Linked DNA regions of Homo sapiens: region 2 is linked to region 1. Evidence: chromatin loops called from intact Hi-C (ENCODE). Cell type or tissue: K562. All regions are shown on one strand. Each heading gives the region's core, and the rest is flanking DNA. Links, peaks and the distances in the headings are about the cores only.

Region 1 (5,383 bases), core at 264-5,263:
TGGCAGGCCAAGGCAGGTGAATTACTTAAGGCCAGGAGTTCCAGAGCAGCCTGCCCAACATGGTAAAACCCCGTCTCTACTAAAAATACAAAAATTAGTCAGGCATGATGGCATGTGCCTGTAATTCCAGCCACTCCGGAGGCTGAGGCAGGAGAATCACATGAACCTGGGAGGTGGTTGCAGTGAGCCAAGATCATGCCACTGCACTCCAGCCGGGGTGACACAGCAAGACTCTGTCTCAAAAATAAATAAATAGGCCGGGTGCAGTGGCTCACACCTGTAATCCCAGCACTTTGGGAGGCTGAGGCAGGCAGATCACTCGAGGGCAGAAGTTCCAGACCAGCCTGGCCAACATGGCGAAACCCCATCTCCACTAAAAATACAAAAAATTAGCCAGGCGTGGTGGCATGCACCTGTAGTCCCGGCTACTCGGGAGGCTGAGGCAGGATAATTGCTTGAACCCAGGAGGCAGAGGTTGCAGTGAGCCGAGATCGTGCCACTGCACTCCATCCTGGGCGACAGAGCAAGACTCTGTCTTAAATAAATAAATAAATAAATAAATAAATAAAAATTAGCTGGGTGTGGTGGTGTGTGCCTGTAGTCCCAGCTACTGAAGAAGTTTCGGTGGGAGGATTGCTTGAGCCTGGGAGCCATGATTGTGCCACTGCACTCCAGCCTGGGCAACAGAATGAGACCCTACCTCAAAAAATATATAAGACAAAATAAAAAAATAAAAACAGAAACCATTTAGGCATAGTCACAATAATGTTCTTTCTGTGTCTCTATCTATCCATCTATCAAATCTTCAGCCTTAAGGATATTATCAATTCTTTATTACTATGAATCATACCACAGTGCTTAATAATATACTAATATGTAGAAGTGAAGAGGTGAAGTCATTTCAATAATTGTCCATGGACATCATGAAGAGGTAGATGAAAACTATTCAAGTTACATATAACTTTTTTTACTGAACGATTTTAAATATGAAAACATCACAGGTAATAGTTATTATTAGAATATTATTAGCAAGATGCTTAAAGCCATGTGGACCTAAAATGGATGATAGAAATACTTTTCATCACTCCAGTGTTTCATCTCTCTCTTTAATTACTGAGTGAATATGAGGCAGGGCTTACTTCTTCTTCCCTGAGATAATGTAAAGTGTTTGTATTTTTCTGAATAACTGTTAGATTTATTCCACCCACTCCATAGGGATAATTATTGACTCTCCAGCACCTGGAATGTCATGCCAGTGTTCATTTTAACCACAGTAATTCCTTTAGTGTAATGCTTTCTGTGATACTTCCAGGTTGAAAAAATAGAAAGTGTATTTTCATCCATAGGATATCTTTAAAGAGATAACATTACATTAATAGATGCATAACGTAAAACAATGACTTGTCTTAAGTTTTCCCTGGTCCCCAATAAATTGTATTCTGATTTCGAAAATGCATTATTAAATTAGTTTTAAGGCTGGACGCGGTGGCTCACGCCTGTAATCCCAGCACTTTGGGAGGCCAAGGCGGGTAGATCATGAGGTCAGGAGTTCAAGACCATCCTGGCCAACATGGTGAAACCCCATCTCTCCTAAAAATACAAAAATTAGCTGGGCATGGTGGCACACACCTGTAGTCCCAGCTACTCAGGAGGCTGAGGCAGGAGAATTGCTTGAACCCAGCAGGGGGAGGTTGCAGTGAGCCGAGATCGCACCACTGCACTCCAGTCTGACGACAGGGTGAGACACCATTTAAAAAAAAAAAAAAAAGTTTTAAATCCAAATAACATTTCTTGAATCATTTAAATCCAAATAACATTTCTTGGACCATTTAAATCTCTGTCATGTTGCTGACAGTCTCTGTCCTCTACCAACTTCCTGGTGATCTTTTATATCTCAGCTAAAGGTACCTTTCTCAAACACAAACATGACTACTTTAAAACATTTAGTGCCTCCATTACCACCTCCACATCTGCACAGCCTGAAGTCTAGAGTGGCATTCCAGGTCCTCTGGCCCCACATCCTTTGTTCAGCCTTCACTTCTGCTGTTTTCCCAACTCATTCAAGCAGAATTTCTTTAGGCACCTGCAGTATGCCATTCATGGTACTCAGTGCTGGGGAAAAAGAGCGACAAGGTACAATCCCTGCTCTTCAGCGAGCTTAGAGTATGTTATGAAAACAAGGTCAAATAGCCAATAGCTATGTGACAGTGAGACATGGGCCATGCAAACTGTGTACAGGGTGCATTGGGAGATGGGTAAGAAAACACCCTCCAACTCCCTTCACCAAAGCGAACACAGAGCGTTACAGGGCGGCAATGGAGTGGAGAGCACTCGGTCTCCTTTTGATGGTTCCTGTTCTCTATGATCCACCTTCCTCTTGGAGAAATCTCTAATTTTTGTTATCACCACTCTGTCCTCAGGGAGGCACTGCCCTCCTTCTATTCTGCTATTCTGCCTCAAGTATGATCTCAGTGTATTCCTTAAATCTCCAAATTAAAAACAAAGTCTCCAAATCACAGTTGGGGCTGGGCTGGAATATTTAAATAAGACCTTACAGAGTGCTAAGGGAGAAGCAGAAATGTAAAACATAATAGGCAACTAGATAATCTAGTTAAACTAATGAAATAGAACTCCTTCAGGGATACCTTCCTTCCCAGTTGTAGGGCTGCCTCTTCCCTATCATCTCTCAGTATCCCCAGGTGTGTCTGAGCTTTTGGAAGCCCAGACATGGTTAGCAAGGTCCAGAGAGATAAAGAATATTCCTCTCTGATCCAAGACAGGCACTCCTTCCAAGCCCAGTTTCCAGGTACATGAACCTGCCGCTCTCTCAGATGGATGACACTGGGAATGTCCTTCAGGAAAGACTGTAGCAATCCACAGAGCATGGCTGGCCCAGTGGGCTCATAGGGAAAGAATATCACAAAACAAGCCTGTAAGCTCTCCATTCACGTGCACCCATTGTAGAAGGGGTTTGGGGGAGGGGGAATTATTTCATTTTAAGAGACTTGTAAGGTGGGAGGGGGTCATGGAAAGTTTCATGAGAAGGTGAGCTGAGGAGTGAAATGTCACGTAGAAGTTAGCCAGATAGAGAAGCTAGAAATCACAATGAGTCAAATCAGTTTTAGGAAGAGTGAAGAGGTTTCGCAGAGAGGCCCTGAGGAGTAAGAGAGCATCTTATCTACAAGTCATCTGTTCTGGGCAGAGCTTGGTACTTAGGGGAGAATGGAAAGGGTGGAGGCCGGATAAGAGGGTCAGCAAGGGTCCAACTCCCAATGGACTGCGGGTGCCATGCTGCTGAGCAGGAACCTCACGCAAAGGTGATGGGGGCCATGGGAGAATTTTACATTGTGAGCGACATAACCAGCTTCTCATTTTGAAGAAAAAATCTCTTTAGCAGAAGTGAGGAATGAATTGGCAAAGAATGAAAAGGAAGTAGCAAGACCACTTAAGAAGCTATGGTTATAACAGGCCATAAATGAAGTCCTGCTCTAAAGCATCAGCAGTACAGATGAGCAGGTGATAAGTGGACAAACTCAAGACATTGAGAAGTTAGAGTAGAGAAGCACTTTGGGAGTCCGAGGTGGGCCGATCACGAGGTCAAGCGATCGAGACCATCCTGGCTAACACGGTGAAACCTCATCTCTACTAAAAAAAATACAAAAAATTAGCCGGGCGTGGTGGCAGGCGCCTGTAGTCCCAGCTACTTGGGAGACTGAGGCAGAATGGTGTCAACCCGGGAGGCGGAGCTTGCAGTGAGCGGAGATCGCACCACTGCACTACAGACTTGGTGACAGGGTGAGACTCCGTCTCAGGAAAAAAAAAAAAAAAAAAAGAGATCGAGACCATCCTGGCCAACATGGTAAAACCCCGTCTCTACTAAAAATACAAAAAGTTAGCCACGCATGGTGGCAGATGCCTGTAATCCCGGCTGCTCGGGAGGCTGAGGCAGGAGAATCGCTTGAACCTGGGAGGCAGAGGTTGCAGTGAGCCGAGATTGCGCCACTGTACTCCAGCCTGGCGACAGAGTAAGACTGTCTCAAAAAAAAAAAAAAAAAAGAAGTTAGAGTCGGGGGTGAGGGCCTGAGAGGAGTCCAGGCCAGCACTGTCCAGTAGAACTCTCTGTGACGATGGAAATGTCCTGTATTCTGCACGGCCCAGTATGACAGCCACTGGCCACATGTGGCCACTGGGCACTTGAAATGTGGCTAGTGTGACTAAGGAACTATATTTAATTCTAATTAAGGGTTTTTTTTTTTTGAGACAGGGTCTCACTCTGTCACCCAGGCTGGAGTGCAGTGGTGCGATCTCAGCTCACTGCAACCTCTGCCTCCCGGGTTTAAGCAATTCTCATGCCTCCGCCACCCAAGTAGCTGGGATTATAGGCATGCACCACCATGCCCAGCTAATTTTTGTATTTTTAGTAGAGATGGGTTTTCCCCATGTTGGCCAAGCTAGTCTTGAACTCCTGACCTCAAGTGATCCACCCGCCTCAGCCTCCTAAAGTGCTGGGATTACAGGTGTGAGCCACTGCAACTCCCAGCCTATAATTAAGTTTAAATAGCGATATGTAGCTAGTGGCATCCATATTGGGCAGTGCAGGTCTAGAGTAACTCCTAGGATTTGGGAACTGGTTGGAGGGGTGGTACCATTCACCAAGATAGAGAATATAAGGAGGAGGATTTGGGAGAGAAAATCATGAGTTCAAGTTGGACAAGTTTCATATTAGGATACCTATAGGATAGCCAGTTGGTGGCATCCCAGGAGGTGGATATTCAAGCTGAGTCAGAGCTGGAAATGTAATTTGGAAACAATTTGTAGACTGGCAGCCAAGCTGCAACCAAACCATAGTACCATCACTCCAAGAACAGTCCCTGTGCCTTTGCTTATCTTGTCTTGTTGGAGAACAGGCTTCATACTCTCTTTGGACAGAAATGAATCTATTTATCCTCTGCCCTTCATCCTCAGAATGTTGTCCTGTGTCATGGTTTTTTATTGGGATGGCAAAAATAGAGCCCAAAGGCAAAGAGAGGGCTAGAGTACACTTGGTGTCGGCACTGACCATGCTCCTATAAAGGCTCATGAGATGGAAGTTGCACCCTTCCCCTCAGCCACTGTCCAAGCCCAAGCACTGACAGAGGGCACCAGTCCTATGTCTTGGCCTGTCTCTCTGCCCTTTTTTAATTGAAAGAACCATCAGAAGTCTAGCTCCACTCCCCAGGAAGTTCTAGCTCATGGCCAGCAATTGTCTACAGAGATGTAAACTAGCATGGCTTTTTTTTTTTTTTTTTTTTTTGAGATAAGTCTCGCTCTATGGCCCAGGCTGAGTGCAGTGGTGCAAACTCAGCTCACTGCAACCTCCACCTCCTGGGTTGAAGCAATTCTC
Region 2 (5,383 bases), core at 107-5,106, 480 kb after region 1:
TCACAGCAAAGCAGCTTTGTACATGATGTTCTCAAGACACAGAGGACAAAGGAGACACCGGGAGAATTTGGGCTTAGTTGTGATTGTGACATAGACAGAAGACTCTTCTGTTCTCCAGGAAAGGGCACAACAGAGACCAAAACAGACTTTCAGATGGAGGTGACCCCAGGAGTTTCCTTCAGCTCCTGTGTCATGCCTGCCCGACTGTAGCTCTTTAAAGGTCACAGACGAACCCTAACACCTCATGATAATCCATTCTAGAGCAACACTGACAAGTCCCTCTTTCCATCTGTGCCACCTCCTTGGTGGTGCAATTTACTACTGGCATTTAGGGGCCTTGCCTGTTAGTTGGCCTATATTTCTGTTTTTCCAAGTTCCAGGGAGCTCACCCTAAATTCTAGTGTTCTGGAGTTCAGTGAACATGCACAGTTTAACCTGCTTTACTCTTACGACTTTACAGACAAACTCGCATCTCCAGTTTTGCCAGCCTGGGGCTATTCACGCTTTGACTTGATGCACAGGTGGCAGCACCCAGTTTCTCTGAGCATCTTGTCCTTCTCAAAATGCTATTACATTTCTGACATGCAGAACTGAATGCAATGTTGGCCATGTGGAAGTACCATAATTTTGCAGAAGAATAAGCATTGGAATACTATTATCTGGATACAGGGATCACCAAAAAGTAGGTGCCTACTGACAGCTCTCCTGTCTTACTCATCACCCAGAACATGTTTGACACAGAGCAGCCACGCCACAAAACTTGTGAAATGAGTGTCTCTTGATTTCAGCCACCAGGTGATAAACATATATCAATACATACAGCCATACGTATACATATATGTAAGAAACAACACAAAGAAGACCTTCCAAAGTTCAACACTGTGTTTTTTTTTCCTCTAAGCAACATTAGTCCGTCTGCTTTGAAGGAGCTTTTCCTTCATACCCATTCCTTTGTCTCCATTCTAATCAGTCTAAAATCTAACTGCAGCAATGCCTCTTAACTGGGGCTGCTGTGTTTGAGATCTTAGCCCTCCAATCTGTCATGTATCACGGATACGTTCTCCTCCCATCACTTTTCAGCTATTTGGTCTTTATCAGTTTAACATTTTGTGCACATTCATCTTTCTGCCGCTCTGATCTCATCTCGTCCCCCCATGCACTCACCTCCAACTGCTCCTTGTTGCCCCAAGTCCACTCTTGGCAGCTGGTATTCAAGACTCGTGGCTGTACCTTGTGAATCTCACCTTCCAAGATTCCCACACAGAATCTCTACTCTAGACAGCCCTACCTCTTCAGCACCTCCCAAACACACCTTATTTATTTCCCACTTGAGTGTTCAACATCCTTTTCCCTTTGTTCTAGTTTCCCAAATCCTGCACAATCTTCAGGGTCCAGCTTTGGAAGATGTTTTCCACTCTTTCAATGAGCCCAACGGAGCTGCTTTTGGAAAACAAGATGACTCTAACGCTGTGCCAGATGTTAAAGCAAGCGAAGTTCTGTAATATGAGGTCCCCAGAAAGTGGGCCAAAGCTCCTGAGGTTCTTGGGGTTGAAAGTCATAGAAGAAAAGCAGTCACGCCACTAGATGTTGCCTGCTTGTATCTTTTTGGCCCTCGTCATGTTCTCTCTGGCTGGCAGACATTATTTTATTCTTACTACAGCCACAAGTAATTTATTTATTTTTTCAATTGAAAAAAGCTGCTTTTAAAAATGCCTCCTGGCCAGGCACAGTAACTCACACCTATAATCCCAGCACTTTGGGAGGCCGAGGTGGGCAGATCACCTGAGGTCATGAGTTTGAGACTAGCATGGCCAACATGGTGAAACCCTGTCTCTACTAAAAATACAAAAAAAATTAGCCAGGCGTGGTGGCGGGTGCCTGTAATCCCAGCTACTCAGGAGGCTGAGGCAGGAGAATCGCTTGAACCTGGGAGGTGGAGGTTGCAGTGAGCCAAGGTCACACCATTGCACTCCAACCTGGGTGACAAAAGCAAAACTCTGTCTCAAAAAGAAAAAAAAAAAAATGCCTGCTGAGCTGGAGTTACCAGGTTCTCAAAGCTGGTGTAAACAGACACTTCTGCTTGTGGCCAGATCTGTCTGGCTGAATTTGCACATGAACCGGCTGGTGAAAAGTCAGTCAGTGTTACACATTCACAAAAGCAGAGGCTTTCATCTGCTCTTGGAGTGAAGTCTTGTTGCTTACATTTTATCATTTGTATGATACAAAACAGCTTTTGTTTTCATTAAATATGAGGAAATGTCCCATTCAGGGGATTCTGCAAATGACAAAGACTAAAACAATGTCTCCTTCCTTCCCAAATCTGTAAACACACAAACAGTGATACAGTTGATACAAATGGCATTTGGTGACCACAGCTGGAGTAAGTTCGGGTGGATGCCATCATGGGCTCCATTTTCTCCTGCTAGACAGGGGTGTGGGTCACCCATGCCAGGCCTTAGGCTGGTTCCAAGAAAGGCTTTGGAGACAATGACAGAGCCCACTGCCATCAGGTGGTGGCAGGTGGTGGTGGGCAGTGAGGAGGAACTTCTACAGCGCCCCCTAGAGGTGGGGGGACACAAATGTCAGGAAAGGAGGGGGGATCCGACCTGGTGAATCAGTTTGCACCTAAGGATGCTGAATCCAGGGGAAAGGGACATAAAAGAGTAACACAGGGAGTAATATACTATATGTGCACACCAGAGGTCCCCTTTCTTGATTTGATATATTTTTGGTCACAGTAACACTCAACTTCCCTTCATACCCACTGATCATATGTGTGTGGGTGCACACACATACACACACATACACACACACAGACATACACACACAGTGATATAGTTGATGCAAACAGCAAACCACATTTATATATGTATAAGATGGGGTTGGAAAGAGATTAACTAGACAAGAATCCCATAAGCTGTTACATAAAAATTTAAAACAGAGTGAATATCTCAATATGGGAATGGCTGAGAATTTGAGATATATCCTAATCACAGAATATTATGCAGTCATTAAGAAGAATTAAATAAGTCTTTAGGGTTAACTCAAGGGATTTTTACTACATATTGTTAAATGAGGAGAGAGAAGGGCATAGAATATTCCATTTGTTGAATCCTGTGTGTGTACTAAAAGGTGCTGAACACATCAGTGTGAACAATGTTAGCTAAATGGATAAACCAGAAGGAGAAACAGGGAGGGAAGAGAATGATAGCAAACAAACAAAAGTGACTATTAAAAGTAACGGGTTATTTAAAAAGTGAGAATTCTATTAAATTATGTATATGTATATAAATGACCACCAAAATGCTGGAGGTGTTATCTCAGGGTGAAAAAATTGCAGGTGATTTTTATATTCTTCCTTATACTTTTCAGCATTTTAACAGGAAATATAATTATTCTATAATTAGAAATTACTATTTTCATTGAGGGAAAAAATTAAATGATTCGATAACACTGGGAGCATGGAAAATGTTTCTGAAGTCTTCCTAGCCAAAACAGGGCATACAGAAAAACTGTGCATCATTGATGACTAAAAGAGGTTTTCACAATCTTCTTCAAAATGGAGACAGACCACAAAGTCCAAAATTAATAATCATCCTAAATATTTTAAGCATCTTGAAGGCAGGGCCTAAATCTAATTTTTAACACAGTTTCCCAATGGCTTAGTGTGCTCTGAGTGCTCAATCAATCCTCATTAATTGACAAACACATTTCGAATCCTATGAATTATTACATCAAAGATGCTATTATTTGATATATGAATGCTATTAAAAAGTAAAATCTCATCTAAAAGAGTATCCAAGCCAGAGCAGCTCCAGTGAAAATAATTTAACTATGAAATTTAATCTGCTACAACAGAAGTAATAAAACCCTAACATATAACAAAATTGGTCTACCTGCTCTGTTTATATTCCATGCGTCCAGTTTTGTTCCCTGCATTCCTACAGTCTCGGGGCTGCCTGATATCTACATACCCACCTCAGTGACTGTCCACTCAATCCCGTTACCTTCTGTTTCTTACAAGAGTAATGACATTAGCTACCAATCATCATAAATCATCTCCAGGCCAGGCCCATCTTCAACACTCTAAGCAGCTTGTTAAAATTTTGACTCTAACATGCAATTGTTTTGCAGAGAGGTACAACTTTTTCCTTCTTCCAGGCCTGCTTTCTCTGCAGGGCAGTGAAAGCGCATGCTGTGTGGAGAGCTGCTCTTGTAATAGCCATGGAATAGCCTGTCCAGGACAACAGGCACCAGGCCCTCATGGGGTGGAGGTGGGCTATGGCTGCTGCCCTTGGAGGCCAGGCACCCACACCTGGCTGTAGGGGCCTCTTGCATGCCATTCTTTTAAAACTGGCATTAGGCAATGTGAAAACTAATTTTACACATCTAACGTTTTCAAGTAAAATACTTACCTGGACTAGCAAGTGGCCCGAATTAGGCAAAAATGTACCACATTTCTTGATGTTCTCATTTATTTGTTTTATCAAATTTATCAGTATTTCCACAGCACCTTTGCTGATCATTTCATTAAGAAATCCCAGATTTCCAGAAATGAACTTTATAGACCCCATACAGTATAAAAAAGCTTCCATGTTAGTTTGCAGGTCTTCACTTCTTAGTACCTCCAATAATGATTCTGTCAAAAAGATTAATTATTATAAATGTCTGAGTATAACAGCTGGAGAGAAATATATTAAAGCACTTGTGTGTGAACATAAAATACACTTCGTAAAATATATTTATCAAAATCTACATTCAAGTGCTTGTTAAGAGTTATATAGTATAAGAGAAAAGCTTACTTTTAGCTAAGATAAGTCTCTGTAATAGTAATTTCAGCAGAAGGATGGGATTGTTAATAAATAAATGAGAAAGTATTCTTTTAATTAATGTCATTCCTTGCCTCTTACTAATTATTTATTGACCTTTATTTTTTGTTACAAAAATTTTGAGTCATAGAATACTAATAATTTAACACATCTAAGAGTTAAACTTCAACAAGCCTTTAAGAATATATTTGTAACTGTATTCTTAGTGGGAAATCCATGAAGGGGCTTAAAAAAAAATCTCAATCACCCTAGAAAGATAACTTGAATATAACGCCTATCCTTTTCCCAAGACAACTTAAGAACATTTATTCAAATAACATACCACTACTTGGTTTTACGAGTAATCCAGGCAAATCCAATAACGTTAATAATGCATATCTCACATTTAATTATATTAAAGTCAATGTAATAATTTGACATAATTTGTTTTCAGTCGACAATTCTTAATTAGTTGATTCAACATTAGACATTTCTTTCAGTACTGGTTTTGTCCCTATCTGCCAGGGGCAAAGAAAGATGAAAAGATAATTTATCCTATGTTGCAAAAAGAGAAC

The links. Hi-C counts contacts between places; a loop is a spot of excess contacts. Peaks named below come from ENCODE experiments on the same cell type or tissue, not always from the same donor. Only the 100,000 strongest peaks of a DNase experiment are listed, where the experiment ranks them.
Region 2: a loop joins it to region 1, with 3 times the contacts of the local background. A loop is called at or near these places in 2 of 110 quality-filtered maps.

What each region holds. Positions count from the first base shown.
Region 1 is chr6:109,394,281-109,399,663 of GRCh38, reverse strand. All of the region lies in intron 7 of PPIL6 (peptidylprolyl isomerase like 6), which reads left to right. Among named protein-coding and RNA genes, the nearest start is that of CD164, 15 kb to the right of the region's middle. RefSeq lists a silencer at 2,224-2,518. In K562, for the core only: a CTCF peak has its summit at 2,439; a DNase peak (open chromatin) is centred at 2,403.
Region 2 is chr6:108,911,591-108,916,973 of GRCh38, reverse strand. ARMC2 (armadillo repeat containing 2) reads right to left here. Exons shown (of 18, transcript NM_032131.6): 10 at 4,416-4,639. The region is part of intron 2 of ARMC2-AS1 (ARMC2 antisense RNA 1); the gene reads left to right. Among named protein-coding and RNA genes, the nearest start is that of ARMC2-AS1, 9.8 kb to the left of the region's middle. In K562, for the core only: a CTCF peak has its summit at 2,548 (motif pointing left); a DNase peak (open chromatin) is centred at 2,573; H3K27me3 peaks cover 124 bases.